Regions from separate parts of the Homo sapiens genome. Here region 2 is linked to region 1. Evidence: read pairs that join two places in POLR2A ChIA-PET (ENCODE). Cell type or tissue: PC-9. All regions are shown on one strand. Each heading gives the region's core, and the rest is flanking DNA. Links, peaks and the distances in the headings are about the cores only.

Region 1 (16,038 bases), core at 3,291-11,290:
AACAGGGGGAAAAGAAAAAGGAAAAGAAGAAAAGGGGGAATGTGGAAGCAAGAAAAAATAAAATTAGCTGGGCGTGGTGGCGTGTGCCTGTAATCCCAGCTACTTGGGAGACTGAGGCAGGAGAATCTCTTGAACCTGGGAGGCAGAGGTTGCAGTGAGATGAGATTGCACCACTGCACTCCAGCCTGGGTGAAAAAGTGAGACTCTGTCTCAAAAAACAAAAACAGACAAAAATAAAAAACATAAGAAAGAGAAAGAATGAGGAGCACTTAGAAAAGGAAGCGGAGTTCATTAGTTCATTGGGGAGGGGAATAAAGGCTTATGGAGGAAAGTGTCAGCAGCTGAGGTCCAAATAGCACAAAAAAAGAATTTGGCAGGGAAAGGGGGCACTCAGACAGCATTGTGTTTGGTGTTTGGGTACTTTGTAATGGAAAAGCAGGCTGTAGCCTGAGGCCCAAGATCAGGTCAGGCTAGGGAACAAAGGCAGCATGTAATGGGTATGGTGAGTCAGCATGAACCCAAATCTAGATTGACAGTAGAGGTCAAATTCAGGGAAGAAGGCAAATGACCCCAAAGACCCAGATATGTCTTCTGGAAAAAGACAGCTTGGTCCAATGCAAAGACCCAGATGCAGAAACATTGCAATAGTGTCAAACGTGAGCCAGCATGGACAGCAAAGACGATCCCCTGCTACCGCAGTCTGAGTCTGTTCAGAGAGGAGACAGTGGCCAAACTGACTTGATCCCAAACCAGCCTCTGTCGTGGCAGGCACAGTCATTGAGTTGTGAATATGATGGAAAACACTCAAAGACTCACCAAAGTAGAGAAATATGGGGATCTCCAGCAGATAACTCCTGGCAAGGTAGAAGAGAGGCAAAATAATGTTGAGTAAGACAGACGTGTCCCTGCTCCACCATATGCCAGCTGCGTGGGCTTGTCCAGTTCCCTTCTCCTCTCCAATCCTCTCCTTCTTTACCTGAAAAACGTGATCATTTGGGGGCTCATCTTTGGCCAGCATGCACTGGAACAACAGCCACCGTGCTTGTTTATAGCTGGTGTTCAATCTGACTAGTCAGTGCTCAAACATACCACTTGTTAAATGTTTCTAGTTTCAATCACTCTGGTGATAATAATGTCCACTTCGTGGAGTTCATTTGAGGACTCTAAGTAATATGCATAAAGCATGCTGCACATTGCCTGACACTTAGATAGTAGCCGTTATTATTTTATTAAAATAGTTATCAATGTTGCTAACTGTTGTGAACTAAATTGTGTCCTTCCCCCACCCCCTGTCAAATTCATATGTTGAAGCCCTAATCCCTGATTTGACTATACAGGTGCTCCTAATTTTTAGATGTGGTTACGCTCTAATAAAACCATTGTAAGTTGAAAATGTAAGTCAAAAGTGCATTTAATACACCTAATCTACTGTACGTCATAGCTTAGCCTAACCAATCTTAAACCTGCTCAGGATACTTTCATTATCCTACTGTTGGGTGAATCATCTAACACAAAGCCTATTTTATAATAGTGTCGAATATCTCATGCAATGTATTAAATACTGTCCTGAAGGTGAAAAACAGAATGGGTGTATGGGCACTCGAAGTATGGTCTCTATTGAATTTGGATCTTTCCCACCACATGAGGTTAAAAAATCATAAGTCAAACCATTGTAAGTTGGAGACCTTCTGTATCTGGAGATAGGGTCTTAAGGAGGTAATTAAGGTTAAATGAGGTCACAAGAGTCAGGCTCTGATCTGATAGAATTAGTGTCCTTATAAAAAGAGACCCCAGCTGGGCATGGTGGCTCATGCCTGTAATCTCAGCACTTTGGGAGGCCAAGGCTGGCGGATCACGAGGTCAGGAGATCAAGACCATCCTGACTAACATGGTGAAACCCCGTCTGTAATAAAAATACAAAAAATTAGCCAGGCGTGGTGGCGGGCGCCTGTAGTCCCAGCTACTCGGGAGGCTGAGGCAGGAAAATGGTGTGAACCTGGGAGGCGGAGCTTGCAGTGAGCCAAGATCGTGCCACTGCACTCCAGCCTGGGCAACAGAGTGAGACTCCGTCTCAAAAAAAAAACAAGAAGAGACCCCAGAGAGCTCTATCTCTATCCTCTCATGCACACAGGAAATGCCAGGTCCACGTGAGGACAGGATGAGAAGGCGGTGGTCTGCAAGCCAGGAGGAAAGGCCTCACCAGAAACCGGCCCTGCTGGCACGTTGATCTCGAACTTCTGGCCTCCAGACCTGTGAGAAAATAAATCTGTTGTTTAAGACATCCAGTCTATGGTATTTTCTCATAGCAGCCCAAGCTGACTAAAACACTGATTGATTTACATTTGTAGACAAAAGACCTTGTAGGTGCTGCTGGCAAAATAATAGACTTTTTTGTGCCCCACAATTTAGACTTGGAAATACTCTGAATAAGATTTTATTTTATTCTGCCTCACTTAAGCAGAGATGGAGTGTGTCTTCTGACCTATGGATAAAAGGCAGGACAATCACATAAAGAATTCTGCAGGGGTCAGAATATCTAGGAGGGAGCCTCGTGACCTTACATAATCCACATCATGACCTCACCTTTCTCCTTGGGAACAACAGGATGGTCTGTCACCAGGTGGCAAATCTTGTTTTGTTTCTGTGGAGCTCAAAATAACATGTCGGAATATACTTATGTACATTAGGTTGGTGCAAAAGTAATTGTGGTTTTTGCAATTACTTTTAATGGCAAAAACCGCAATTACTTTTGCACAACCCAATAACATATCTCTGGAAGTAAACACAAGAAACTGGTAATAAACTGTCTTCAGAGGGAGAATTGAGGATAAACATGGCATTTTTTTTTTACAATGTTTCTGCACTTTATGCTTTAAGGGAAATATTTCTTCATTTAAAAAAAAAACTGGTTTACAGTATTTCTTTTTATACCTCTTGAATTTTGATTGACCATGCTCAGACATAACATTTTAGTGAAGAAGGAGGAGGAGGAGGGTAGAGCATCTTTATTTTGGAAATAAAGAGAAAATGATGGCTTCCAGAAAGTGACATAGCAATTTTTATCACGGGTTTGCGTTTTGGGATTCTTAACCACTAACAGGGAATCTTGTTTTTGGAAGAGCAATAGATTTAAAAGGAAGAGAATAACAGTTACTTCTCTGCACCATGGATGACCTGCTGTCCTGCCCAGACCCCACAAAGCTCCACTGTCCTCCTAATCCTTCAAACATCCTCACGCCATCTTCATTGACTTGACGTGTTCTGTCGAAATACTCATTTCTTTTTTGCATTTGCATGTCTCTGGGGAGACTTGTGCTGAATCCACACATTCTCTGCTCTAAGACAGACAGATCTGGACTGGAAAGGCGAGGAGAGACTGTGACTAGCCGGAAGAATCTTCCGGTCAAAGCCAAGGTCCAGCTTTCCAGCTATTGATTGGTGTGCTGTGAGAGGCCAGTGGGTTAGTCTGCGGGGAAGGAGCAAGAGCTTAGAAACTCCTCTTTTCAGACTAACTTAGGATGGTGTTTGGCCTCGATCCTAATACTTGTCAGACAGGGCCTGTGATGAATTAAATGAATGCCCAAGGAAGCCGTGAACATTAGGAAATTGTGTTTAATCCGCTGCAACTGTTAAAGACTTGGCAAATGTTTCCACGGACACACAGTTGGGAGCACACAGCGTCCAGGCTCCGTGTCCCTGTCAGTGGCAGTGGTTTTGTTCTGTACACTTCAGCTTGAATGAGGCAACCAGCTAAGGCACCGAGTGTCCTACTTACAATGAGGAAGGAAGGGCTTGGGCCTGAAGAAAGACAGAGGACGGCCCCCACCAAGGGCTGGCTGTGTTTGTCTCATTTCCTTCAAATCCTGTCCCTGAGTAGAAGTATTCATGAGGAAATTCCTCATCTCTGTTTTTATATTTAACATATTAAAATAGAAGTATGGACGAGGAACAAAAAAGCAACATACTTTCAAATACCACTTGTAAGGAAATACTTCTGAAGTTAATTTCAGGGGCACTTTTTTTAGTGGGAAAACATGACCTTTCAATTTTACGAAATGGAAGATAGGATGAAACTAGAATTCTCTAAGACTGACTTTGAAATTAAAATATGGTGAACTTCATTAGTTTCGAATAAATTGTGCTAATTTAACTTCTTTAAGAAAACATCAGATTAGAAATGTTAAAGAAATATAGTTTGGGGTTTTTTGCTTTTGAATATATCTAGGGGTAGTAAGTAAACATTTTCTTTCTTCTTCACATGACTAGATAAATGAGAGTAGATTATTTCTAAGTAAAGTTTTTCTTTTAAAGTTCTAAAACATTTGTTTTCCAAATGATTTGAGCAAGGTCAAAAAATATAGCTTCCTTATATTCCTATTAAATGGTTTGATTTTCCTCAAGACCCCACCCTACTGGGGACACTTAGGTGGGGGAAGCTGGAGGTGGAGATGGAGTGTATTTATTCACTGGGGCTGCCACAGCGAAGTACCGCACACTGGGAGTCTTAAACAACAGATTTTTATTTTCTCATAGTTCTGGATGCTAGAAGCCCAAGGTCAATGTATCAACAGGTCTGGTTTCTCCTGAGGCCTCTCACCTTGACTTGCACGTGGCTGCCTTCTCGCTATGTCCCCACACGATCTCTCCTCTGCATCCACACATCCCTGCTATTTCTTTCTGTGGCTGAATTTCCTCTTCTCATAAGGACACCAGTCAGATTGGATAAAAGCCCACCCTAAAGATCTCATTTTCACTTAATCACGTCTTTAAAGGCCCTATCTCTAAATATAGTCACATTCTTTTTTTTTTTTTTTTTTTTTTTTTGGGATGGAGCCTTTCTCTGTGTCCTAGGCTGGAGTGCAATGGCACGATCTCGGCTCACTGCAGCCTCCGCCTCCTGAGTTCAAGTGATTCTCCTACCTCAGCCTCCCGAGTAGTTGCGATTACAGACTTGCACCACCACACCAGGCTAATTTCTGTATTTTTAGTAGAGACGGGGTTTCACCATGTTGACCAGGCTAGTCTCAAACTCCTGACCTCAGGTGATCCTTCCTCCTCGGCCTCCCAAAGTGCTGGGATTACAGGCAGGAGCCACCGCACCTGGCCTAAATATAGTCACCTTCTGAGGTAGCTTGGCATATGAATTTTTCAGAGGACACAGCTTGGGCCACAGCAGGGGAAACAGCTAAGACTCAGACCAGTTTATTCCAATTCTATTATTTAAACAGTTCCTGTAGACAAATGCTGGGTCCCTCAAGGTCTCTTCCTCTTCTCCTTCTGCCTGCTCCTCTCCAACATGGCCTCTGGGGTTACTGGGGTGTATGTGGTTTATACCAGGGGTCCCCAACCCCTGGGCCTTGGACAAGACTGGTCCATGGCCTGTTAGGAACTGGGCTGCACAGCAGAAGGTGAACGATGGGCAAGTGAGCATTACCTTCTGAGCTCTGCTCCTGTCAGATCGGTGCCAGCACTAGATTCTCATAGGAGGCCAACACTATTGTGAACTGTGCACATCAGGGATCTAGGTTGTGTGCTCCTTATGAGAGTCTAATGCCTGATGAACTGGAGCAAGTTTCATCCTGAAGCCATTCCCCTGCCACCGTCTGTGGAAAAATTGTTTTCCATGAAACCAGTCCCTGTTGCCTAAAAGCTGGGGGACCGCTGGTTTACAGGACCGTGGGTTGAATGATGACCCATGCTTGTCTGCTGGATCCACACTGATCTCCACAGAGGGACTGGTCTCCTTCCTGGTCTGCTTGAGAGCTGAGATGTTCCTGATCCCATGGCTTTGAGGAAGATCCGCTGGTTCCTCTAGCTGGCACCTGTGGTGCTGGTATCCCTGGTCTTGGGATCCCCATCTGCTGACCCAGGCCCCTGCTGGTCCACTGCACACTCAGAACGGCCACGACCTCCCTTCCAAGCATACGAGGAGGTCTCATTCCTGTGTGTGCCAGGTTTTGGGGAAAAGGACCACTGCTTCAGGCTTACCTAGCCCCTGGCTTCTCACGGCACCTGCCCACCATCATCTCATGCCGAGTTACACAGTCCCAACTTACAGACCTGCAGCTTCAGTTCTCCTGGGGGCCTGAGATGCTCTGGTTCCCCCAGATCTAGCTGAGTCCTTCTCTCTCTCTTTCTCCTGTCACTCATCACACACATACACACACACACACACACACACACACACACACACACGCATGCACACACAGTGGCCCTCAGGCAGAAGCAGGTAGAAATCTTTGTTTGAACTTCTCTGCTTTCCCTTTTGCTCTCTTCTTCTACTTGCCAGATGTGGGTTTCACTTTCCCTTCATCATATCCTCCTAGCCATAAAAAGTGGAAAACAATGACATATTGGTTTTTAAAAGTTTTAAAAGTGAAAGGACTTCTTTTTTATTTTTAAGAAAGAAACTCCATTGTCCAGGCTTAGTTCTTGATACATAACTTTAATAACTAAGTTAGTAATCCTTGCTCTCACTCCTACACCCTCTCTCGAGTCTGACAGTCAAGCCTATGGTGTTGTTGCATTTGATGCAGTTTTTTTAATTTGAGTCAAATCTGAGAAGTAACTGAGTTGCTCTACTGAATATTTGCCTTTTACCTAAAGTCCTGAAATGTCTTGTTTCAGTGGGTGAGAAGCCCACGGGAAATAAAGTTTCTAGGAGATGAATTCATACTTCACAAGAGTATCTTCCTTACATTCATTTGTGAAGTCCATGTGTATATCCCAACTGGAACAGGATTCTGAGCTCTGACTGGTGCTTTTGCAATTGCATCCCTGCTTTAAAATGCTCCAGTGATGCGGCCTTTGACGGGTTACTTAAACTTTTGAAGCCTAATCTTCATCTGTAACATAGGGAAAATAATACCATACCAATAAAATTATTGCGACGATTACATAAAATAATGCTTGCAAGTCCCAGATACCTTGTCAGCATTCTATAAATATGAATAATTATTATGGAAAACAGCTACTCCACTGAACATGGTGGCTCACGCCTGTAATCCCAACTCTTTGGGAGGCCAAGGCTGGAGGATCACTTGAGCCCGTTGAGCCCAGGGGTTCGAGATCTCACCATGTTGCCTGGGAAACATAAGGAGATCCTGTCTCTACACATTTTGTTTTTTTACGAATTAGCCAGGCATGTGGTTCTTGCCCGTGGTCCCAGCTACTTGGGAGGCTGAGGGTGATATGGGAGGATCTCTTGAGCCCAGGTGATCAAAGCTGCAGTGAGCTGTGATTGTGCCATTGCACTCCAGCCTGGGTAATAGAGTGAGACCCTGTCTCAAAAAAAAAAAAAAAAAAAAAACAAAGAAAAGAAAAGAAAAAAAAAATCCCAGCTACTCAAAGCTCTTGCTTCTTAGGAGAGTTTAGAAGATGCAGCTGCGATTGGTAGCGCCTTGAAACAACTGTTCTGGCTCTCTTCCAGCAGCTTCCTAGAGGCTCAGGAATTGGAATTCTTGGTCACCCAAGCAGAGTTCGCCTCTGTTTACTGAGGTCCCCATGTGAATAAATGGAACAAAGTAATCTAGTCAAGGAACATGAGGGAGTGCCACACTATGAAGCCTGAGGCTAAATAACTGGGATGTGATCCTGTGGGGAAAGAATGTGACGCTGGATGGTGGGAAGTCAGGGGGGTTTCACGTCAGACATCAGGCACCTGATTGAGGCCGAAGGTTAGTGACAGCATGGGTTAGAATCTCCTGCCCACGGCCGGGCGCAGTGGCCCACGCCTGTAATTCCAGCACTTTGGGAGGCCGAGGCGGGCGGATCACCAGGTCAGGAGGTTGAGACCATCCTGACTAACACAGTGAAACCCCGTCTCTACTAAAAATGCAAAAAATTAGCCGGGCGTGGTGGCGGGCGCCTGTAGTCCCAGCTACTTGGCAGGCTGAGGCAGGAGAATGGAATGGGCCCAGGAGGTGGAGCTTGCAGTGAGCCGAGATCATGCCACTGCACTCCAGCCTGGGCCACAGAGCGAGACTCTGTCTCAAAAAAAAAAAAAAAAAGAATCCTAGAATCTCCTGCCCACTTCTGAGTCCTCTTGGCTGAGCCTTGCTGCCGAGCGAGCATTAGGATGTCATACACATCACACAGGGTCAGTGTCCTTCCTTATGAGAAGGTAAAGGGGCTCCTGCCAGCTTCATAGCAGGTTTTCAGCCCCAGCCAGGCCTACTTGTCTGGATTCTAGACATTCTGGATTCATTTCAGAGGATGAGAGAAAGCTCAGCTGAATTTAGGGAATCTCGGGAGCAACAGGGCTAGTGACCCACGTCCATGAATATGATATGAGGAGCATCTTGAACCCCTAGGAGAATTGAAGCTGCAGGTTTGTAAGTTGGGGCAAACACAGCCCCAGCATTAACTTTATTGAGGATTAATTTATAGACATTGCAGTGGGGCTTGACAAATTGATACATCTCTTAATCACCACCACAGTCAAGATATAGAAACTTTCTATCATCCCAAAAAGTCCTGACTCTTGTTTGAGAGCCCATCTGTCTACCTGTGCTCCTTCAAAACCATAGCTTTAATTGCCATACCATATAACTCATCCATTTAAAGTGTGTAATTCTGTGGTTTTTAGTATGTTCACAGAGCTGTGCCACCATCATCACAATCAATTTTAGGACATCTTAATCATCCCCCAGAGAAACCCATTACCAGTCATTCTCCATTTCCAGACAACTCCCTTCTCCTTCTCTCCTCCCCAGCCCCTGGCAACCACTAACCTACTGTTTATCTCTAAAGATTTTGCCTATTCTGGGCATCTCATAAAAATGGAATCTTACAATCTGTGACATTTTGTGTCTGGCTTCTTTCACTTAGCATTATGTTTTAGAAGTTTGTTCATGTTGTAGTATGTATCAGAACTTCATTCCATTTTATGGCTGAATAAGATTCCATGGCATGGATATATCACCATTGTCTATCCATAAATCAGTTGATAAATATCTGAATTGCTTCCATCCTTGAGCTATTATGAATAATGCTGCTGTGAACATTTGTGTACAAGTTTCGTGTAGACATATGTGTTCATTTCTCTTGGGTATATACCTAGGAACGGAATTGCCGGGTCATATGGTAACTTCGTGTTCAACATTTTGAGGACCTACTAGATTATTTTCCGTAATGACTGCACCATTTTTGTTTTCCCAACAGCAGTGTATGAGGTTTCCAATTTCCCCACATTCTGGCTAACACGTCTTTATGATCATAGCCATCCTAGTGGATGTGAAGTGGTATCATATGGAAAGGAGGAATGTTGGAACCAATGACCGAAATTATGAAAATTGAGGTAAACAATGTCCCGGGACATTATTTCACTAACATAACGTTGCTAATAATGAGAAAGAAGGAACTAAGAGCAGCAAAAGAGCAAACAATCCTCTCCCTGAATAAAGGAGAAATATTTGAATGTGCCAAAAGAGCTACAGAAAACCAGAACATGTCATCCTCCTCAAACTAGGAGATATTTGCTTAATTAATTTCAGTCAATGCCCTGGATCACTTTGCTTCCTGTTAGTTTAGTCATAAAATGAAACAGGGTACAAAATGTCCTGAAGACTATGTTATACAAATTAAGTGCTTATCTAAGCAGTAAGAATCCATGGCTTTCAAACATTTTTTACCCTTACTCACAGTAAGAAATATATTTTACATCAAAATCTGGAACAGGCCGGGTGCGGTGGCTCACACCTGTAATCCCAGCACTTTGGGAGGCTGAGGCTGGCAGATCACTGGATGTCAGGAGTTTGAGATCTGCCTGGCCAACATGGTGAAACCCCGTCTCTACTAAAAATACAAAAATTAGCCGACATGGTGGTGCACACCTGTAATCCCAGCTACTTGGGAGGCTGAGGCATGAGAATCGCTTCAGCCCGGGAGGTGGATGTTGCAGTAAGCTGAGATCACACCACTGCACTCCAGTCTGGGCAATGGAGTGAGACTCCATTTAAAAAAAAAAATCTGGAAAACACACACATACACACATACACACACACACATGTACACACATACATACACACAGTAATAGAAGTTTTACATTAATTACCTCTACTACAGGGAATGCACTCTGATTTTTTCTTTCTAACCTATTTTATTTTACTATCTTTCTCATTTTTAAAAAATGCTGTTACAGACCCACTATGTTGATTTCATGACTCATTAATGGGTTGCAGTTCACAGTTTGAAAAATATTTATTAAATGGCCTGATGTGCAATGTCCTAATTTCTGAGGCCACACCTGCCTCTGCTGTTGCTGAGAAATCTCGGACCTTGGTCCAATGGAAGCTTTATTCAGCTCAAGCCTACAATAAAAGCTTCTGGAATGTGAACTGGACTTCCCAGCTATGTTTCCAGAGGTTTTCTCCCATCTCCTAGGGGGATGTGGTTTCTAACCCTCCTCTAAATTGCCTGGGAAACCATGGCTCTTGGCAAATCAGGATGGCGTCCTCAGGATAACTGACACCTCCACTCACCCATGTTCTGTTGGTGTTGTTGCCTTTGGACACTACCAAGGTACCAGGATGGGGTCCACCTCCACTTGTGGTCAGAGTTGGCTTGAGCTCTGTCTCCATTCTACTAGACTGGGCTCCCTTCTGGTTCTACAGCTGACCCTGGCATCCCTGCTTGACTACCTTACCATCTTGCAGAGGTGCTGTGGCAAACCTTTGCTCCTAGGCCACTGTCCACCTTGTCTCTGAGGTTATGTTGGTGTGCAGGACACCGACCCTCAATCTGAGGGCTCCAGACCTTCAGCCAACAAGGATTGTGCTAGGATAATTGCACAGAAAGGAGATGCCAGTGTCAGAGGAAGCTATTCAGTGGAGGCCTCCATCCAAAGTGCTGGGGTTGAGACTTCTCCTGACACTCTTCTCCATGTTCAAAAGCAGGGATATGACCACAGGTTTTCCCCTGGCTTGGGGACACACTCTGCTTCCCCAGGACACTCTCCCAAGTAGTTTCAGAGTATCATTATCTCTCTTACACTGTGTGTGTGTTAGAGGGAAGGGGAGATGTTGACCTAAATGTTGACCTAGATCTTGACCGATTGGAAATCCCCAAAATCCTCTTCATAGGCCCTGGGCTGAAGGACATAAGCTCTTTGAACAAATGGATCTAGGTCTGAAACAATGGTCATCAACTACAAAATTGTATTAGAATTGCTATGCAGAACTCATTCCAAAGTAAAATCATCTTTCCTTACAATGACATCAATATGGGATTGATTCCAGTATACTGTTGACTCTCAACGAAAAGCAAGAGGCTTTGATACTATACACATATAAGGGAGTGTTCAGTACTCTTAGTATACTACCATCTATACAGTAAGTACTTAGAAGGATACTTATGGGATAAATGTAGAACAGTTTAAGAACATTAACTTAGATTGTGGACTAAAAGAATCTCAAGGTTGGAAGGACTCTGGAGTGAATGTAATCTGCTGCCATTGCTCTTTGTATTCCACTTTTCCTGGATACGTTAGGAATGCATTTAGCTGCAAATAACAGAATATCTTTTTTTTTTTGTTTTTTTGAGACAGAGTCTTGTTCTATTGCCCAGGCTGGAATGTAGTGGTACAATCTTAGCTCACTGCAACCTCTGCCTCCCAGGTTCAAGTGATTCTTATGCCTCAGCCACCTGCGTAGCTGGGATTACAGGCATGCACCACCACACCTAGCTAATTTTTGTATTTTTAGTAGAGACAGATTTTCACCATGTTGTCCAGGCTGGTCTTGAACTCTTGGCCTCAAGTGATCTGTCCACCTCGGCCTCCCAAAGTGCTAGGATTACAGGTGTGAACCACCATGCCCGGCCCAAATAACAGAATATCTGACTGCAGTAGCTTAAACAAACAAAAATGTATTTTTCTAACACAGCAAGGTGTCTGTAGGTAAGCACTTGCTGGCTTTGGTTTAGCAGCTCAGTGATATCAGAGCTATTTCTCCTTGATTTTCTTGGTTTTTACTTGTGGTTTTAAGATGGCTTCTGTAACTCTTAGCATCCCATCTGCATTCCAGGCAGAATAAGGGAGAGGGTGGCCACCAGCTATACCTGTCCCTTCTTATCAGGAAATCAAAAGCTTATCCAAATGCCCCAGCGGGGAATTCCTCTAAGATCTAAGATCTAAGATCAAAGGTTAGAACTGGGTTGTCTGTTCACCCTCAAGTAAAATTAGATATAGTTGGAAAGAAGGAAAGTAGAGGATGGATATTGAGTAGACACTGTGAGTGATGGCCAGATTTCCTCAATCAGGGACCTTTCATACTTGCTTGAAAATCTTCATGGAAAGGAGACAGACTATCCCATTTTTGGCAGGTCCAGAAAGATGTTTTTATTTTGAATCCAAATCAGCCTTCCTCTAACTCACCCCTGTGGTTGCTGGTTCTGCCCTGTGGGAGCTACACCAATGGATTTGAATACTTCTTCCTAATGACAGCCATACAAGTATTTGAAGACAGCTGTCATATCTCCTCTAACTCTTTTCTCATCCACATGAAGCATCTCCAGTTGAGTCCTCATGGGACAGAACTTTAAGAGTTCTCATGTTTTAGATGCTCTCCTTTGAGTATGCTCCAGTTTATCCATGTTTCTACTAGACTTCATTGCCCCCGATGACACCACTGGTCAAGGGGTAGCTTGTGAAAAGCCAGAGATGTCAGATTATTATTTCCATTGTCTGGGTTATCTCTAAGGTAATTCAAGTTTGCATTACCTTCTATGTTCTTCCTGCTTGGGATGGAGCCAACTAAAGAACAAGAATCTTTTCCACCCTTTCATCTTCCTTTACTTATGTAATTGGACTGAAGACCTTAGAACAAAATTTATATTCACCATTAGTATATTTTACGGTGTTAGATTTGACTTGTATTTCTAATTCATTGAGTTATTTTCAGATTTCAATTATATTATCCAGGGCATGCTATTCCTCCCAGATGGACATTATCTGCAAATGTGACAAATTTATGCTCTTCATAATTCTAAGGAGGTCAGGATAGAGTCTTTCAACCTGTCCCCAGTGTCCACTTTAGTTAGGGGGCTTCAACATATAATAAATTCACATTGTGATTATTCAGCTCACACTTCAACTTTTGTCCTAAGAATGTTGTGAGATCCTCTTTCAACTGCTTTGCAAAAATTCGATCAAAAGAAGCCGTCTCCTAATCAAACTAGTAAAGTTTATGTAGAGGACGTTTTTTCCCCAGTGAGTCCACACTAGCTTCTAAGAGCACCAGTTCCCCTTCTGAGTTCTTCAAAATTAACCTTTACATATGCTAGTCCAGAACTTTTTATGATTATGTTGTCCTTCTAATACTGGATACTGAAAATCCAGAGCAAAATTCGGAGCTGAATCACAGCAATTGTTATGAAATTGCGCATTAAACCAGCGGTGTGCACAAAGGCAAAAATTATGTGTAATTAAAATAATTTTTGAAAATCCCTTAAATGACTCACAAAGTATAGTATGCATGGTACACCATGTACAATCTTGTACAGTAAGTCAAATCTTGAGAAACACTGAGTTCTCAAGATACTAAAGTATAAAAAGAAGTCCATCACAGAACATTTTAAACATTTTATCAAATCCATCTCTAGGACTACATGAGGGAGGGTGGAGAATTCCAAGGTATCCCTGCTTGTCAGTAAGGTATGTTTGTGTTGTTTTAATATGAATACTTTATTATTTATTTATTTATTTTGAGATAGAGTCTCATTCCGCCACCCAGGCTGGAGTGCAGTGGCACAATGTTGGCTCACTGCAGCCTCTACCTCCTGGGTTCAAGCAGTTCTCCTGCCTCAGCCTCCCGAGTAGCTGGGATTACAAGCGCACACTGCCAGCTAATTTTTGTACTTTTAGTAGGGAGGGGGGGTTTCACCACGTTGTCCAGGCTGGTCTCAAACTCCTGATCTCAAGTGATCCGCCCGCCTAGGCCTCCCAAAGTGCTGGGATTACAGGCACGAGGCACGGCACCTGGCCTAATATGAATACTTTATAATCTTAATACATATTAATAGATTTTTTTGCTGGTATGAGTACTGAACAGTTATTATCTATGAAAGTGCCTACTATAAGATCTGACATGTAGGAGGTCTCACTAGATTTGAACCTAAATCTTTCTTGATTAAATATTTATACACTTATTTATAACTATTCTTTGAAAAGTTAAAGAAAAGGTTTTGGACATTACCATCTTATTTTTTCAAAGCAGCCTGTTCTCTTTCTCACCTTGGGCATTGATTGATCTTGTGATTGTTTCTTAGTGTAAGTTAATGCTTATAATTAGTGCCTTTAATAATGAAATTGCAGATTTGAAAGATGGACTTTATTTTAAGAGGACTGTTAGTTCACATAACTAACTTCATTATTTATCAGTCCTATGATCTTAAGCAAGTTAACATTTTAGAAATTATTTCCCCATCTTCAGAAAAGGTTATTGATAACTACTTCAACAATTTAAGTCATATATGTGAAGCACCCAGCCCAGAGTAGATCCAGGTCCCAAAGTCATATTTCAGGAAAAGATAACTTATTTCAAAACGAGTTATAAAGAAAAATAAAGAATTATAAAGAGTTATAATGGGTATCCAGTAATAATATCACTGGTATGGTTTGGTTCTGTGTCCCCACCCAAATCTCATCTTGAATTGTAACTCCCATGTGTCAAGTGGGGGATCTGATGGGAGGTGATTGGATCATGGTGGCAGTTTCCCCCATGTTGTTTTCTTGATAATGAGGGAGTTCTCATGAGATCTGATGGTTTTATAGTGTTTGGCAGTGCCTCTGTTGCTCTCTCTCTTCTCTTTCTTGCCATCTTGTGAAGAGGTGCCTGCTTCTCCTTTGGCTTCCACCATGATTGTTAGTTTTCTGAGGCTCCCCCAGCCATAAGGAACTGTGAGTCAATCAAACTCCTTTTGTTCATAAATTACCCAGTCTCGGGAAGTATCTTTATAGCAGTGTAAGAATGGACTGATACAATTGCCTTGAACCACATTAAGTAGCAATTTAAGATGAATTACATATACGATAAAACACAATGAAATGTTTTATGTAATCAGTCTTTCCTTTAAAATGTTATGTAATCAGTCTTTCCTTTAAAATGTTGACTATGGATAAATTTGTTTTTTGGGGCTACCATAACAAAGTAACAAAAACAGAATGGCTTAAAAAAAGGAAATTGTTGTCTCATATTTCTGGAGGCTAGAAGTCTGAAATCAGGGTGTTGCCCAAGCCATGCTCTTTCTGATGGCTCCAGGGGAGAATCCTTCCTTGCCTCTTTTAGCTCCTGGTGTTTGCCCATAACCCTTGACATTGCTAGGCTTATAGAGGCATCACTCTAGTCCCATGGTTGTCTTCTGCCTGTGTGTCTTCACATCATCTTCCCTTTGTGTGTATCTGTCTCTGTATCCAAATTTCCCCTCTTTAAAAGGATACCAGTCATGCTGGATTAGGACCCAACTCCGACGACTTCATTTTAAGTTGACTTGACCCTACTTCCAAATAAGGTCACATTCTGAAGTAGTGGGGGTTATGACTTCAATAGGTCTTTTGGAGGTGATATAATTCAACTCATAATACCAGGGTTGTGCAATGTTTCAGGATAGTTAATGGACGTAGAAGCTAACCTCAGGGCGGTAGGGGTTGGGCAGAAGGGGAAGGTGGAAAGGAAGGATTTTCCACACCCACTTCTGTTAACACTGCATTTGTAGAGGCCAGATTCACATGAAGGGTGAAAAGTGGAAGCTTCTTTAAGGCCTTAAAATTTCACCATTTTTAACTAAGAGTAAAGAAAGTTTCAAATATCTATTGCTTTTCACTATGAATCTTAGAGTTCAGAATAACAAGATAAAGACTTTACTTCCTCCTAGCCAAAGTCATAGCGGAACTTAACACGGACTTATAGCAAATATATTTAATGTGTTCAATACAAATTAGCAATGGAATCGGATAATAAAATATAATAGTTTGACATATAATGAGAAGCTACATCTATAGTCAATAAATATTAGTTAGTTCCTCCCTTCTGTTGACTGTCA
Region 2 (16,038 bases), core at 4,002-12,001, 890 kb before region 1:
TGCCCTGGCTGGTCCTGAACTCCCGGGTTCAAGCGATCCTCTCACTTGGCTTCCAAAAGTTCTGTAATTACGGACGTGAGCTACTGTGCCTGGCCTCACCCCAAATCTTATCATTCAAAGACAACTGTTAATATTTTTATGAAAATCCTTTAAGACTTTTCTCCACATACATATAAATATATAACATATAACTATAAATAATAATATAAATGTTAGAATATAAATATAATTGTAAGACTATAATGAATATATAATTTACAGTAATATATTTATAAATACACAATTATACTATACATACATATCTAATATCAATAAAAATATATATTACAAACTTAATATCAGATTGTATATAATTTTGTACCTACTTTTCTTGGCTAACAATATACTATGACCACACCTCTATATCAATAAATATGAGTAATATCTTTATTCTAACTGGATGCTAAGAATTTCACTGTATAGGTAAAACTATATATCCCTATTCCAATTATTTAACATGTAGGATTTTTCTAGTATTTTTCTATCATTTACTTTGACAAATATTTTTACACATTTACCTTTGCTAATACACCCAAGTATTTCCTTAGCATGAAATTATAGAACTATAAGATCAAAATGTATGAGTGTTTGGCTAAATTGTATGGCTAAATATATGGCTAAATTGGCCTTCAGACAACTATATCAGTGTAAACTCTCAATTGCATTGCATGAGAATACATCCAGCCCCATGTACCAGCCTACAGGGTCACTAGTATTTGTAATCTTGGTCAATCTGGTAAGCAAAAAACATGTCACTTTAATTTGTCCTTTTATTATAAGTCAAGATGAGCATTTTAATGTGTTTATATCATTCATATTTCCTCTTTTATGAACTTTATATTAATATCTTCAGCCCATTTTCATTTCAGATGTTACCTTTTTCTCTTTGATTTGGTCTGGCTGTGTCCCCACCCAAATCTCACATTCAACTGTAATAATCCCCATGTGTCAATCGTGGGGCAAGGTGGAGATGGAGATAATTGAATCATGGGGGCGGTTTCCCCCATACTGTTCTCATGGTAGTGAATAACTCTTATAAGATCTGATGATTTTATAAATGGGAGTTCCCCATACAAGATCTCTTGCCTGCTGCTATGTAAGCCATGACTTTCTTCTCCTTTGCCTTCCACCACGATTGTGAGGCCTCCCCAGACATGTGGAACTGTGAGCCTATTAAACCTCTTTCCTTCATAAATTACCCAGGCTCAGGTATGTCTTTATTCGCACATGAGAACTGACTAATACATTCTTATTGGCTTATAAATGTGCTTTATATATTGAAGACATTAACACTACATTAAGGTCAATTACACAATTTGTTTCCCACCATTTAAAAAATATTTTACTTTTAAAATGACTTCTGCCTTTCTGAAGCTATGTTTTTCCAGGGACAAACTCCAGTACATTTTTTACAGCAGCTTTATTGGGTTATAATTTACATTCCATTTCTGTGGTTTTTGGTATATTCACAGAGTTGTGCAGCCATTACTATCTAATTTTAGAACTTTTTCATCACACCAAATGAAACTCCTCTGCTTAGCAGAGGAGAGAAACTCTGTTTCTCCTTCCATGTACCCTCTGGAAGCATTAATCTACTTTCTGTCTTTATGGATTTGCCTATTCTGGACATTTTATATAAAAGGAATCCTACAAAATGTGGCCTTTTGTGACTGGCATCTTTCACTTCGCATAATGTTTTCAAGTTTCACCCATGTTGCAACATGTATAAGTACTTTAGTCTTTTTTATTGTCAAATAATATTCTACAGTATAGATGTATATTTTGTTTATGCATTCATCAGTAGATGGATGTGTGGGCTTTTCTACCTTATGGCTATTGTGAATAATGCTGTTCTGAATGTTTTCTTTTCTTTTTTTCTTTTTCTTTTTTTTTTTTTTTGAGACAAAGTCTTGCTCTGTTGCCTAGGCTGGAGTACCAGTGGCACAATCTTGGCTCACTGCAGCCTCCAACTCCCAGGTTCAAGCAGTTCTCCTGCCTCAGCCTCCCAAGTAGCTGGGATTACAGGTGCACATCACCACGCCTGGCTAATTTTTTGTACTTTTAGTAGAGATGGGGTTTTGCCATGTTGGCCAGGCTGGTCTTGAACTCCTGACCTCAGGTGATCCACCTGCCTCAGCCTCCCAAAGTGATGGGATTACAGGCATGATCCACCATGCCTGGCCTACTATGAATGTTTTAATAAAGGTTTTTGTTTGAACATACGATTTCAGTTCTCTTAGGTATATATCTAGGAGCAGAATTGCTGGATCATGTGGTAACTTTGTTTTAACATTTTGAGAATGTTCAAACTGTTTTCCAAAGTGGCTGCGCTATTTTACAATTCCACCAGCGTTGATAAGGGCTCCAATTTCTCTACATTTTTGCTAACACCTGTTATTAGTTGGCTTTTTAATTTTAGCTATGCCAGTGGGTGTGAATTGGTATTTCATTGTGGTTTTTATTTGCATTTCCCTGATGACTAATAAGGCTGAACATATTTTTGGGAGCACATATTGACCATCGGTACACCTTATTTGGATTAATGTCTATTCAAGCCCTTTGCCCATTTCTAAGTGGGTTATTTGTCTTTTTATTGTCAAGTTTTAAAAGTTCTTTATATATTCTGGACACCAGACTTATCAAACTTATAATTTGCAAATGTTTTCTTCCATGTTTTAGTTGTGTTTTTCACTTTCTTCATGGTACCTTTTGAAGCACAAAGTTTGTCATTTTGGTAAGGTCCAATTTTTCTTTTTTCCACATGTGCTTTTGGCTTTTGGTGTCATATCTAAGAGGCCATTGTATAACTCAAGTTCACAAAGATTCACTGCGATTTTCTCCTCCCTGCCAAACATTTTTTTTTTTTTTTTTTGAGATAGGGTCTTGCCCTGCTGCTTAGGTTGGAGTGCAATGATACAAACACAGCTCTCTGCAGCCTAGAACTCCTGGGCTCGAGCGATCCTCCCACCTCAGCCTCCTAAGTAGCTGGGATCACAGGCACCCACCACTACGCCCAGAGCTAATTTTTGTATTTTTTTTGGAGAGACAGGATCTTGCCATGTTGCCCAGGCTGATCTTGAATTCCTGGGCTCAAGTCATCCTCTTGACTTGGCCTCCCAAGGTGCTGAGATTGAAGGCATGAGCCACCATGCTCAGTCTATTTTCTCTTTTTTTGAGGTAACTTCAGTACTTTTGTAAAATGTTTTCTCTTTGTCATCACATTGACAAATTCTCCTCATCCCAGAATTGTATAAATTTTCTCATATTAAAATGTCTATATATATATATATATATATATATATATATAATTATTTTTTTTTTGACAGAGTCTCACTCTGTCACCCAGGCTGGAGTGCAGTGGCATGATCTTGGCTCACTGCAACCTCCGACTTCCCGGTTCAAGCGATTCTCCTGCCTCAGCCTCCCGAGTAGCTGGGATTACAGGCATGTGCCACCATGCCCAGCTAATTTTTGTATTTTTAGTAGAGACAGGATTTCACCATGTTAGCTAGGATGATCTCAATCTCCTGACCTCGTGATCTGCACTCCTCGGCCTCCTAAAGTGCTGGGATTACAGGCGTGAGCCACCGCGCCCGGCCTATATATCTTTCTAGTAATTTTTGCTTGTGTTTTTTACAGTAACATTTTAATCCCTCTGGGATTTATTTGGGTATGAGAATTGGAGCAGAACACACTTTCCCTATTTTATACTTCAGAGCACTTTCACATAAATTATTTCATACTTGTAATGTAGATGAGAGAGATACATAATTTTTTACATTTTATACATATGAACACAATAATTCAGAGATTTCAAATGATTTGCCTGTGGTAACACATTTAGGTACTGTAAGTATCACACCTGGAATCCAGGTCTTTGTTCATCTGCCTGGAGTCTCTATGACCCATCATCTTTCTCTTCAATGGCGTTAGTTATGGACAGCTCTCTTCTTTGTGGTACTTAACATTACTCACTGGAAGGGAATTTGATCATCTAGTTTGTTAAATCATTATTAAATGCAGCTTATTATATTATTGCAGAGAATTTCAACTTTTTTATGTCCCTAGTTTGTCACAGTGTGGCCTCAGGCAGGTTATTTCATCTCTAATAACTATGACAATAATAGCTAACGTATGTTGACACTGTCCATGTGCCAGGGGCCATGTTCAGCTTTTCACATGGGTTATCTCATTTAATCTTTACACACAAAAAACCCTATGACCAGATGCTATCATGGAAAGGTGTAGTATATAAGCCTAGCAGCCATTTGAACACTTTTGGGTTTCTGACCAATCTTTTCACTTTCAAACTTATTGAAAACCCAAAGAGTTTTTTGTTTGTTTGTTTTGTTTTTTGTTTTGTTTTGTTTTTGAGATGGAGTCTCACTCTGTCACCCAGGCTAGAGTGCAATGGTGCAATCTGGGCTCACTGCAACCTCTGCCTCCCAGGTTCAAGCAATTCTCCTGCCTCAGCCTCCCGAGTAGCTGGGATTATAGGTGCACACCAACATGCCCAGATAATTTTTGTATTTTTAGTAGGGATGAGGTTTTACCATGTAGGCTAGGATGGTCTCGAACTCCTTACCTCAGGTGATCCACCCACTTCGGCCTCTCAAAGTGTTGGGATTACAGGCATGAACCACCACGCCTGGCCTCATTTAATCTTAACACACAAAAAAACCCTATGACTAGTTGCTATCATGGAAAGACATAGTATATAAGCCTAGTGGCCATTAGAAAACTTTTGGGTTTCTGACCAATCTTTACACTTTAAAACTTATTGAAAAACCAAAGAGTTTTTTCTTTATGATTTATATCTATCGCTACCATATTGCAAATGAAAATTAAGAACACTTTATTTGTTGTTTCCTTTAGAAGAACAATAATGAACCCATTATTTGTCAACATAAAAACATTTTTAAAGTGAAAAATAGCTGTATTTTCCCAAAGAGTAGTTTTTTTTTTTTCAGTTAGCAGTGTCTCTTTAATAATTGGCTTAACAGATGACTGCAGGATTCTCATGTTTTCTTCTACATTTGTGGCAATCTCTTACATCATATAACCTCTGGAAAACTCCAAATATAGTGCTCGTGAGAGAGACAGTAAGAAAGGCAAATAGTCCTTTAGTATTGTTATTAAAATAGTTTGACCTTCCAGAATCTCTAAAAGGTTCTTGGGTTTCTCTAAAGAACTGTGAAGTATAGTACAGTGGAGAAGAGGACTGAGGCTGACACTGGAGCAGGATGCTTTGGTTTGCTTTTTTGTTTGTTTGTTTGTTTTTTGAGACAGAGTCTTGCTCTGTTGCCCAGGCTGGAGTATAGTGGCACAATCTTGGCTCACTGCAACCTCCACACCTCCCGAATTCAAGTGATTTTCCTGCCTCAGCCTCCCAAGTACCTGGGATTACAGGCACCTGCCACCACGCCTGGCTAATTTTTTTTTTGTTGTTGTACTTTTAGTAGAGACGGGGTTTCACCGTGTTGGCCAGGATGGTCTCGAACTTGTGACCTCAGGTGATCCGCCCGCCTCGGCTTCCCAAAGTGCTGGGATTACAGGCCTGAGCACCACGCCCTGCCAAAATGCTTAGGTTTGAATTCCATCTTTACCATTTGCTTGCTGTGTGATCTTGGGCAAGTTATTTTGTACTTTTTACCATACATTCCTTTATCTGTAAAGTGGGGGTTATAGTAGTGAGGATTAAATCAGTTAAAATATCCAAAACATATCAAACAGGGCCTGGAAAGGTATAAACATTTTTATCTGCAATAACCATTATTATTATTATTATTAATGAACCTCTTCCTACATTGAGGAATTGAGGTTTAGTGAATGAATTCCTAGGCTGAGATTTGGGTCCTATTTCTGTCAGTTTTTAACTATAAAATATTGGATAAATTTCTTAACCTTGGCAGCCTTAGCATCCTCATTTGGGACACAAGAAGAAGAAAAGTAGCTACCAGAAGAGTTGTAATAATTGTTAAATGAGACAAGTCACATGAAATACTTAGCACAGTGACTGCCATTTAATGGAAACTCACAATGTGTGTGTGGTTACTAAGGACGTAATTATTACTACTATTAAAGATGTCATTTATAAATGTGTATCTATGCGCTTGTCCACATACACTCAATGTTATGGACTGAAGGTTTGTGTTCCCCAAAATTCATAGTTGACATGTAATCCCCGATGTGATGGTATGTGGAGGTGAGGCCTTTGGGAGGTAACTAGGTCATCAGTATAGAGCCCTTGTGAATGGGATTAGTGCCCTTATAAAAAGGACCCTAGAGAGATCTCTCCCTTTCTTTCTGCCACATGAAGATGCAACAAGAAGTTGGCCATCTGCAAACTGGAAGAGGGTCGTCAGCAGAACCCACCATGCTGGCCCCCAATCTAGGATTTCCAGCCTCCAAAACTGTGAGAAATACATTGTTGATAAGCCACTCAGTACTTTGTTAGGGCAGCCCAAACTGACAAAGACACTCAGAATATCAGGTACCGGCCTACTGGGGACAAGCAGATAAACCATGGCATGATCAAGCCAGTCAGGATGGTCCGTTTAATTAGATATGTGGCCTACCAGGTTGTCAGTAGCTGGGATGCTGTGAAGTCAATAGAGAACCTTTCCTTTTATTAATATTCAGAGGAACCTATGGATACTTACCAAAGATCAATCTCCTGGCCGGGCACGGTGGCTCACGCCTGTAATCCCAGCACTTTGGGAGGCCGAGGTGGGTGGATCACCTGAGGTCAGGAGTTTGAGACTAGCTTGGCCAACATGGTAAAACCCCATCTCTACTAATAATACAAAAAGATTAGCTGGGCGTGGTGGCGCAAGTCTTTAATCCCAGCTACTCAGGAGGCTGAGGCAGGAGAATCGCTGGAACCTGGGGGGCGGAGGTTGCTGTGAGCCGAGATGACGCCATTGCATTCCAGCCTGGACAACAAGAGCAAAACTGCATCTCAAAAAAAAAAACAAAAAACAAAAAACAATCAATCTCTTAACCATGACAGTTGTTTAAATCCCGGTAGATCTCCATAGAAAGCTTTTCTTCTTCCACTTCTTATTAGGAAGCTCTGAACTATTGACTACTGACAATTAAATCTGGAACATCCAACTCTAACATGGCTGAATGGTTGATTGGTCTTTTGAAGTGATAATTTTTGGATTAATTAGAAATTAAAGCAGCCCATCATTTCATTAAAGCTAAACTTCCTCCTCTGCTAATTAAGATGTGCTGTGTAATAATCTCAGTTGATTGAGTTTGATTTGTTTGTTTTGTCATAGAGTTACCTCAGGAAAGTTTTCTCTCATGCAAGCTTTTATTTATTTATGTATTTATTGAGATAGGCTCTCCTTTGTCACACAAGCTGGAATGTAGTGGCGCCATCACCACTCATGCAGCCTTGACCTCCTGGGTGCAGGTGATCCTCCCACCTTAGCCTCTGAGTAGTGGGTACTATAGGTGTGCACCACCATGTCTGGCTATTTTTGTATTTTTTGTAGAGACAGTTTTGCTATGTTGCCCAGACTGATCTCAAACTCCTAAGCTCAAATGATCCTAAGCTCAAATGATTGAAATGTTCATCTTATCTAAAAAATACCTTCGCAGCAACATCTAGACTAGTATTTGACCAAATATCTGGGTACCATAGTCTAGCCAAATTGGCACGTAACTTTAACCATCACAATGGTGAATTTCACAAGAAAAAAAAAAGAAAATGTACATGCACCTCAGCCTCTCAAAGTGCTAAGATTACAAGCAAGAACCACTGTGCCTGGCCTAGTGTTAATTATTATTTATACATTTTAACCTTTATGTAATAGCTTTTTAACAAGGAAATAAACCATAATACCTTTGTTTTATGGATAAAACACAATCTTTTTAAAAATATTAAGAAGTGTATGGGTGGTTCCTTGATTTAAGAAAAACATCAGGTTAATAGAGAAACCCTTCTGTAAAAATCTAAAGTTTTTGGACAAAATAAAAATAAGTAACTTAAAAAAAAACCCACATGACTGTATTAGGATTGTCCAGAGACACGAACCAATAAGGTATAGTGTGTGTATGTGTCTGTGTGTGTGTGTATAAAAATACATACCTCTATGTGTGTGTGTGTGTATGTATGTATATGTGTGTGTAATACACACATATACACACACACATGAATGCTTTTTTTGAAAAAGATATTGGCTCAGGAGATTGTGGAAGCTGGCAAGTCCAAAATTGTCAAGGTGTGCTGGCAGTCTGATGACCCACGGAAGAGCTGATGTTAGTTTACAAGCAGAATTCTCTCTGCCATAGGGATGGTGCACTTTTTCTATTAAGGTCTTCAGCTGATTGATGAGGCCCACTCACATATAGAGGTTAATCTGCTTTACTCAACTGATTGAAATGTTCATCTTATCTAAAAAATACCTTCGCAGCAACATCTAGACTAGTATTTGACCAAATATCTGGATACCATAGTCTAGCCAAATTGGCACGTAACTTTAACCATCACAATGGCTAATTTCACAAGAAAAAAAAAAAAAAAGAAAATGTACATGCGCTAGAATTGTAGAAAATGCTGATAACCACATCCCAGGAGCCACCTACTGGACATTACTGGACCTGGTTATGGCACAGGCTGTGCAGTGACAAAGAAATAATATCGTTACTGGATATGGATTAAGTGTTGAAACTGGGGCTCCTGCAGAAAGCAATTTTAGGGGAAGAGAAATTTGAAAAAGAAAAGCCATCTATTGACTCAGGAGGGCAACAAGGAAGTTATTCTCAACCCCAGGTCAGGGTGGAAAAAAATAAGTCTCCCTCAAGAAATAAAAGCCATGAAGTCATAAGTTTGAAGTCTGAATTTTAGCTGTCCTTGTGTTGAGGAAATCCCAGGACAAAAATTAACATAAAAATTAGACACATAGCAGAAATTCTACTGAAGCAAGTGGTAAAAAGAAAATTAAAACCTCTCCAGAGATACATTTCAATAACCGTGACACTACAGAGAAAGACTTCTGTCACCTAAAATGAGATGACAATAAAATATTAGAAACGATGCAAAAACAGTTTATTTATTTTTTAAACAGGAAACAAAAATGGAAAAATTCTCCCTTCCAGGAACCGGAAAGACTACGAAATGAGAGGGGCCATAAGTATATATAAAATGCGGTAGAGAAAAAAAATTATAAAATATATGTGGAAATATAAAGCAATATACTATAAAAATAGGTTAGAAATACAAAGACAAATTATGAAGGAAAAAGTACAGATGTTAAAAAACTCAATGGGCAGATTAAAAGGCAGAACAGGCATGGCTAAAGGGAATGTTAATGAATTGGAATCAGAACCGAAAAAATTACCAATAAAAAATAATAATCATGGCCAGGCATGGAGGCTCACATCTGTAATCCCAGCACTTTGAGAGGCCAAGGCCGGAGAATTGGTTGAGCCCAGGAGTTCAAGACCAGCCTGGGCAACATAGGGAGATGCAATTTCAACAACAACAACAAAAAAAACAAAAAATTAGCCAGTTGTGGTGGTGCATGCCTGTGGTCCCAGCTACTCTGGGGGCCAAGACAGGAGGATCACTTGAGCCCAGGAGACAGAGGCTGCAGTGAGCTGAGATCACACCCTTGCACTCCAGCCTGGGTGACAGAGAGAGACCCCGTCTCAAAAAAAAAAAAAAAAAAAGAAAAAGAAAAATAATAATCGTATTCATATCAATTGCCTGTATACTTTGTACCAGTCATTATAACTATTTGTATTTGTGAACCTATTTAATCCTCACAAAAACTATGAGGATAGTAGATACAATAGTTCTAGGTTTTTTTTTTTTTTTTTTTTTTTTTTTTTTTTTTTTTTTTGACAGAGTTTCACTCTTGTCGCCCAGGCTGGAGTGCAGTGGCATGATCTCGGCTCATTGCAGCCTCTGCCTCCCGGGTTCCAGCAATTCTTCTGTCTCAGCCTCCCTAGTAGCTAGGACTACAGGCGCCCACCACCACGCCCAGCTAATTTTTTGTATTTTTAGTAGAGACAGGGTTTCACCATGTTGGCGAGGCTGATCTCGAATTCCTGACCTCAGGTGATCTGCCCACCTCGGCCTGCTAAAGTGCTGGGATTACAGGCATGAGTCACTGTGCCCAGCCAATAGTTCTAGTTTAATCTAGGAACATACCAGTATAAATTTGGGATGGATTATGATCCTAAAGGTACAATTAAAGACAACAAGTAATAACAATTGCGTCTCAGGAAGCCTCTATATTTAAATAACCTGATCCATGAGCCTGATATTAAAGCCACTTAATCTTTAATATCAAAAGAGAAAAGAAGGAATAAAAAAGAAATTCTGAATAGTTTAAGGATAAGATTAAAAGTTAGAACTCTGAAGTCAAATGACCTATATTCCAATTTAGGTTCTATTCCTTTTATTCCCTTTATAATCTTAGGTGGTTTATATAATCGGTTTTTCCCCTGAATTCTCATCTATGAAATGGGGATATTAACAGGAACCTATATGTTTAGCTTCTAGGACAGTTCAGTTAGGGTATGTTGTTCCTTGGTCAATTTTTAAAAACGAGCTTTTTATTTTGGAAAAATTTAGACTTACCAAAAAGTTGCAAAAATAATACAGGAATTTCCTATGTATTATTCACCCGGTTTCTTCTGATAGTAACATCTCATATAACCATGTGATATGGTTTGAATATTTGTCCCCTCCAAATCTCATGTTGAAATGTGATCACCATTGCTGGAGGTGGGGCCTGGTGGGAGGTGTTTGGGTCATGGAGGCAGATCCCTCATGGATGGCTTGGTGCCCTCCCCATGGTAATGAGTTCATGAGAGAACTGGTTATTTAAAAAGAGCCTGGTCAGCCAGGCATGGTGGCTTATACCTGTAATTCGGGCATCTTAGGAGGCTGAGGCAGGAGGCTCGCTTGAGCCCAGGAGTTTGAGACCAGCCTGGGCAACATAGGGAGACCCCATATCTACAAAAAACACATACAAAATTAGCTGGGCATGGTGGCATGCACCTGTAGTCCCAGCTTCTTGGAAGGCTGAGGCAGGGGGATTGATTGAGCCTGGGAGGTTGACTTCAGTGAGCCATGATTGTGCCACCCAGCCTGAGTGACACAGTGAGACCCTGTCTCAAAACAAACAAATAAACAAACAAAAACAAACAAGCTAGCTTCTCTCTTGCCATATGATACACTTGCCCCCTCTCTTGCCATGTGATATCCCCATTTCCCCTTCACTTTCCACTATGATTGTAAGCTCCTGAGGCCCTCACCAGAAGCAGATGCTGGCATCATGCTTCCTGTAACAGCTCGTGGAACCATGAGCCAAGATAAACTTCTTTTCTTTATAAATTACCCACTCTCAGGTATTCCTTTATAGCAATGCAAATGGACTAACACATAATAGTACATTGTCAAAATGGAGAAGTTAAAATTGGTACAACAGTATTCACTAAATTCTTGACTTTATTTGAATTTCGCAGTTTTTTCACTAACACCCTTTTTCTGTTTCAGAAACCAATCCAGGTTACCATATTACATTTGGTCATCGTGTCTTCTTAATCCCCTTCAATCTGTGACAGTTTTTCAATCTCTCCTTGCTTTTAATGACCTCAACAGTTTTGAGGAGTACTGGTCATATAGTTTGTAGAACGTCTATCAATTTGGATTTGTCTGCTGTTTTTCTCATGATCAACTTGGGGTTATAGGTTTCGGGGAAGGGTATCACAGAAATGAATTATCATCACATTAGATCAGAATATTCTTTCGAAGAGAATCACTAAGTCCAGACCATACTCACGGGAGAGAAATTAAGAGAGGGGAGAGTATGCTCATATATATTTGGAATTCTTCTGTAAGGAGGGTGTATTAGTCCATTTTCATGCTGCTGATAAAGACATAAACAAGACTGGGAAGAAAAAGAGGTTTAATTGGACTTACAGTTCCACATGGCTGGGGAGGCCCCAGAATCATGGTGGGAGGTGGAAGGCAATTCTTACATGGTGGCAGCAAGAGAAAATGAGAAAGAAGCAAAAGCAGAAACCCCTGATAAAACCATCAGATTTCATGAGACTTATCCACTATCATGGGAATAGCACGGGAAAGACTGGTCCCCATGATTCAATTACCTCCCCCTGGGTCCCTCCCACAACATGTGAAGATTCTGGGAGATACAATACAAGTTGAGATTTGGGTGGGGACACAGGCAAACTATATCAGACGGTTTATTTTTTGTCCACTTATTAATTATTCAATAATTTATTTATATCATTATGGACTATGCCTAGTTAATTTTATGGCAATTTTCAAATATAGAGTAACACTCTGGATCTTAAGATCTGGGTTTCTGGTCTTGCTTATTTGAGAATTATCTCATGATATTGACCAAAATTTCTTGAACTTTAGTGGCTCCAAATAACATTCTACCTCTTTAATACATTCTACCTCTTAATATGGATTTGGGAAGCTCCAAACAGTATGGTTTAAGAGGAAACTAACATTTAAGACATTATATGCATCTGAATTTCCTGAACTTTGCTGTCTTGACATTTGAAGAGTTGACTTTTGAAATGAATTTAAAAAATTTCCCCATATGTATGCATATATTTTAAGACATATCTATTGACTATAGATTCAAATACCCCATTATCTGCCTTATTTCAAATTGAACAGCATCTGGACAGAAGAGGTGAATGTGTTGCTACAAATACAGGCTTGGTTTAATGGATCTGCCAACCTGATTACTTCCTGAAAAGTAGACTTTTTGAGAGATTCTGTATTTTTTTTGTTTGTTTTGTTTTGGATGGATAAGCAAATTATAATATTTTCAAAAAGGGAAGAATGAGGCCCTACAAAATTTTCAAATGGTCATTCAATTATTCACCAAACATTTATGGAGTGCCTACGCCCCAGGCCCTGTGCTAGGATCTGAGAATATAATTGTGTACTAGAAGGTCATGCCCTCATGAAACTTAGAGATCTATGAGGAGCCAGAAAATACGCAGACAAATGAACAAAATTACTGATTGTGGAAAGAGCTAGAAACCAACTGCTATGTAGATTAAAAGTTTGCCAGCTGGGTGCAGTGGCTCATGCCTGGAATCCCAGTACTCTGGGGAGGCTGAGGCTGGAGGATTGCTTGAGCCCAGGAGTTGGAGGTGCAGTGAGCTATGATTGTGCCACTACACTCCAGACTGGGCAACAGAGCAAGACCTTGTCTCCAAAAAAAAAAAAAAAAAAAAGATATTTTTCTTGAAGGTGAGGAAGTACTTTAGAGGTGGTATTTAGGGATGGCCCCTCTGAAAAGGAACACTTATGCTGAAAGTTCTTCAAAGAGCATTCTTATCATATACAGCAGGAAGTGCCAAGCCCCTGAAGTAAGAAGGGGGTCTACTGGGTTCTAGAAGCCTCATAAGTGAGTGAGGTTGAGTGTAGTGAACCAGGGAAGAGATGGAGGGAGGTGTGAACAGATTAAACAGGGGCTTTGGGGTAATGGTAAGGAGTTTGCAATTTATTCCAGGTGTGATTGACACCTACCGAAGGATTTTAAGTGGTGGTGGTGGTGGCAGCAGCGGTGGTGGTCCCATGACTGAATAATTGTGATTTTAAAGATCACTCTGACTGTGGTTTGGTGAATGGGTTGGAGGGGGCAAGAAGGTGAGTAAAAGACTAGCTAGAAGGTTATTGCAAGTTGCTAAAAAAATGTTTTAGGCCAGGCGCGATGGCTCAAGCCTGCAATCTCAGCACTGTGGGAAGCAGAAGTATGTGAATCATGAGGTCAGGAGTTCAGACCAGCCTGGCCAACATGGTGAAACCCCGTATCTACTAAAAATACAAAAATTAGCTGGGCATGGTGATGCGCATCTGTAATCCCAGCTACTCAGGAGGCTGAGGCAGGAGAATTGCTTGAACCTGGGAAACAGAGGTTGCAGTGAGCCGAGATGCCACTGCACTCCAGCCTGGGCAACAGAGCAAGACTCTGTCTCGGAAAAAAAAAAAAAGAAAAAAAATTTAAAAATATCTTAAAGTGAGATAAAAGCTGTTTAGTGCTATTTAACCTGGTGTTTTGCCATACTTATTTGGCCACAGAAATATTTCATGTGTGTGTGTGCATGGGTGTGTGCGTGTGTGTGTGTGTATACATACTTTAGTCAGACTGTGGAATTAGTCTTCTCAAGAACCTACTTGAGAAAATGCTTAAGATATTTCTCCAAATTAATTTTTCTGCTTACTGTTTCTAAACATATGCTCCTGTGAGAAGCATTCAAAAGTATATTCATAGTCTAAAGTGTGAGCATTGCCATTCTGAGTACACTTTTTAATGCATTAAAATAAGAAATACAGTATCTTTCTGATCATGATAATCTTCCTTGGTCTTGACAAATATATTCTTATCACATTCCTTGATGCTGATGCTAATATGGAGGTAAACAATGCCATCCTGGTCAAGGGGAAATTTGGATCTATAAAAATAGTCATCATTCACACTAGGTACCAGGTGTTATTCTAAGAAGTATAATACCTTTCCATATATTAAATTATTCAATACTCTTAACAGCTCCATGACTTAGATACTACTATTTCTTTCATTTTTGAGACTGGGAAATCAAAGTCAAAAGAAACTACATAATTTGTCCACAATTACAAAGCTGGTAAGTGGCAGAGTTTCTGGGTGTGTGTTGCAAATACTGAAAATTCCCATAAGTCAAACAGAAGTGAGGAAAAGCTGGAAGAGGGTCAGAAGTGTAGGGAAGGTGGTGGAAATCGGAAGCATGGGGAAGAGCAGCTCCCTCTTAACCTCCTCCAAAATTCTCAGTCCTGAGAGCTTGTGATTTCTGTGTCTTATTTTTGTAGTGGGCTCATTGAGCAACTCTGAGGACATCAGTTTTGAAAGCAAGTGAAAGTCTGAGGAAACTTTTCCTTTTTGGTGAACAAGGTAAGCCTGATGGGGTCATGTGTTGGTCTGCAACCTCTTTCAACATATCATATCAGTTGGTATGTCTCTAGCTGCTAGTATCAGAGAACCTCAGCTCCAGATGCCTTAAACACTAAAGGAATTTATCATCCCACAGAGTTCAAGTTAGGTTGACTCCAAGGTTTGTTAACTGAAGAGCTCCATAATATCTTCGAGAATGCAGGTCCCTTTCATGTGTCTATCCTGTCATCTACAGAGTGGAAGTCCGTCCACCTCAGGGTAGCAAAATGTCTGTCACAGTTCTGTGCACAGATCCTGACACAACTGTGAGAAAAGAGGGACTGGCTTTCCTTGATCACGTGATGAATATATATCTAGCCTTAAAAGAATCACTAGCAAAGTGATATGGTTTGGCTGTGTCCCCACCGAAATCTCATCTTGAATTGTAGCTCCCATAATTCTCACGTGTCATGAGAGGGACCTGGTGGGAGGTAATTGAATCATGGGGGTGGGTCTTTCCTGTGCTTTTTCTTGTGATAGTGAGTAAGTCTCCTGAGATCTGATGGTTTTTTTAAAGGGGAGTTCCCCTGCACACACTCTCTTGCCTGCCACCATGTAAGACATCTTTTTGCTCTTCCTTCGTCTTCCACCATGATTGTGAGGTCTCCCCAGCCAGGTGGAACTGTGAGTCTATTAAACCTCTTTCCTTTATAAATTAACCCAGCCTCAGGTATGTCTTTATTAGCAGCAAGAGAACAGACTAATACACAAGGAAAACAGGATTGCTGCGAAAGTCAAAAATCTGTCCAAATATACCCTTGGATTGGGGATTGGGCCACCTTCCCTGAGCATATTGCATAGAAGAAGGTGGACACCCAGCAAGAAAGAATGGGAGGACGGATGTTACAGGGGCAACCATGTCTACTACAAAAGCGTTAATATTATATTGTTATTTGTTGGGATTGCATGATATTATTGTATATTTGTACAGAATAGTGAGGTCCTTCTACATAAAAAAAGTTATGGCCTTTTAGTTCTCACTGCTAACAGACACAACTCTGCTGTTTTCATCCTTATT

What was found. Peaks named below come from ENCODE experiments on the same cell type or tissue, not always from the same donor. Only the 100,000 strongest peaks of a DNase experiment are listed, where the experiment ranks them.
Region 2: POLR2A ChIA-PET joins it to region 1 with 13 read pairs; 2 of 35 experiments call an interaction of 5 or more read pairs at or near these places.

Annotation. Positions count from the first base shown.
Region 1 is chr2:222,779,825-222,795,862 of GRCh38, reverse strand. It overlaps LOC105373903 (a long non-coding RNA gene), which reads right to left. Exons shown (of 4, transcript XR_001739904.2): 4 at 15,755-16,038. Among named protein-coding and RNA genes, the nearest start is that of ACSL3, 73 kb to the left of the region's middle. RefSeq lists enhancers at 1-377, 378-1,300. In PC-9, for the core only: a CTCF peak has its summit at 8,190; DNase peaks (open chromatin) are centred at 7,502 and 7,912; H3K4me3 peaks cover 836 bases; H3K27ac peaks cover 2,793 bases.
Region 2 is chr2:223,667,788-223,683,825 of GRCh38, reverse strand. No RefSeq gene overlaps it. Among named protein-coding and RNA genes, the nearest start is that of SCG2, 73 kb to the right of the region's middle. In PC-9, for the core only: CTCF peaks have their summits at 8,439 and 8,645 (motif pointing left); a DNase peak (open chromatin) is centred at 8,665.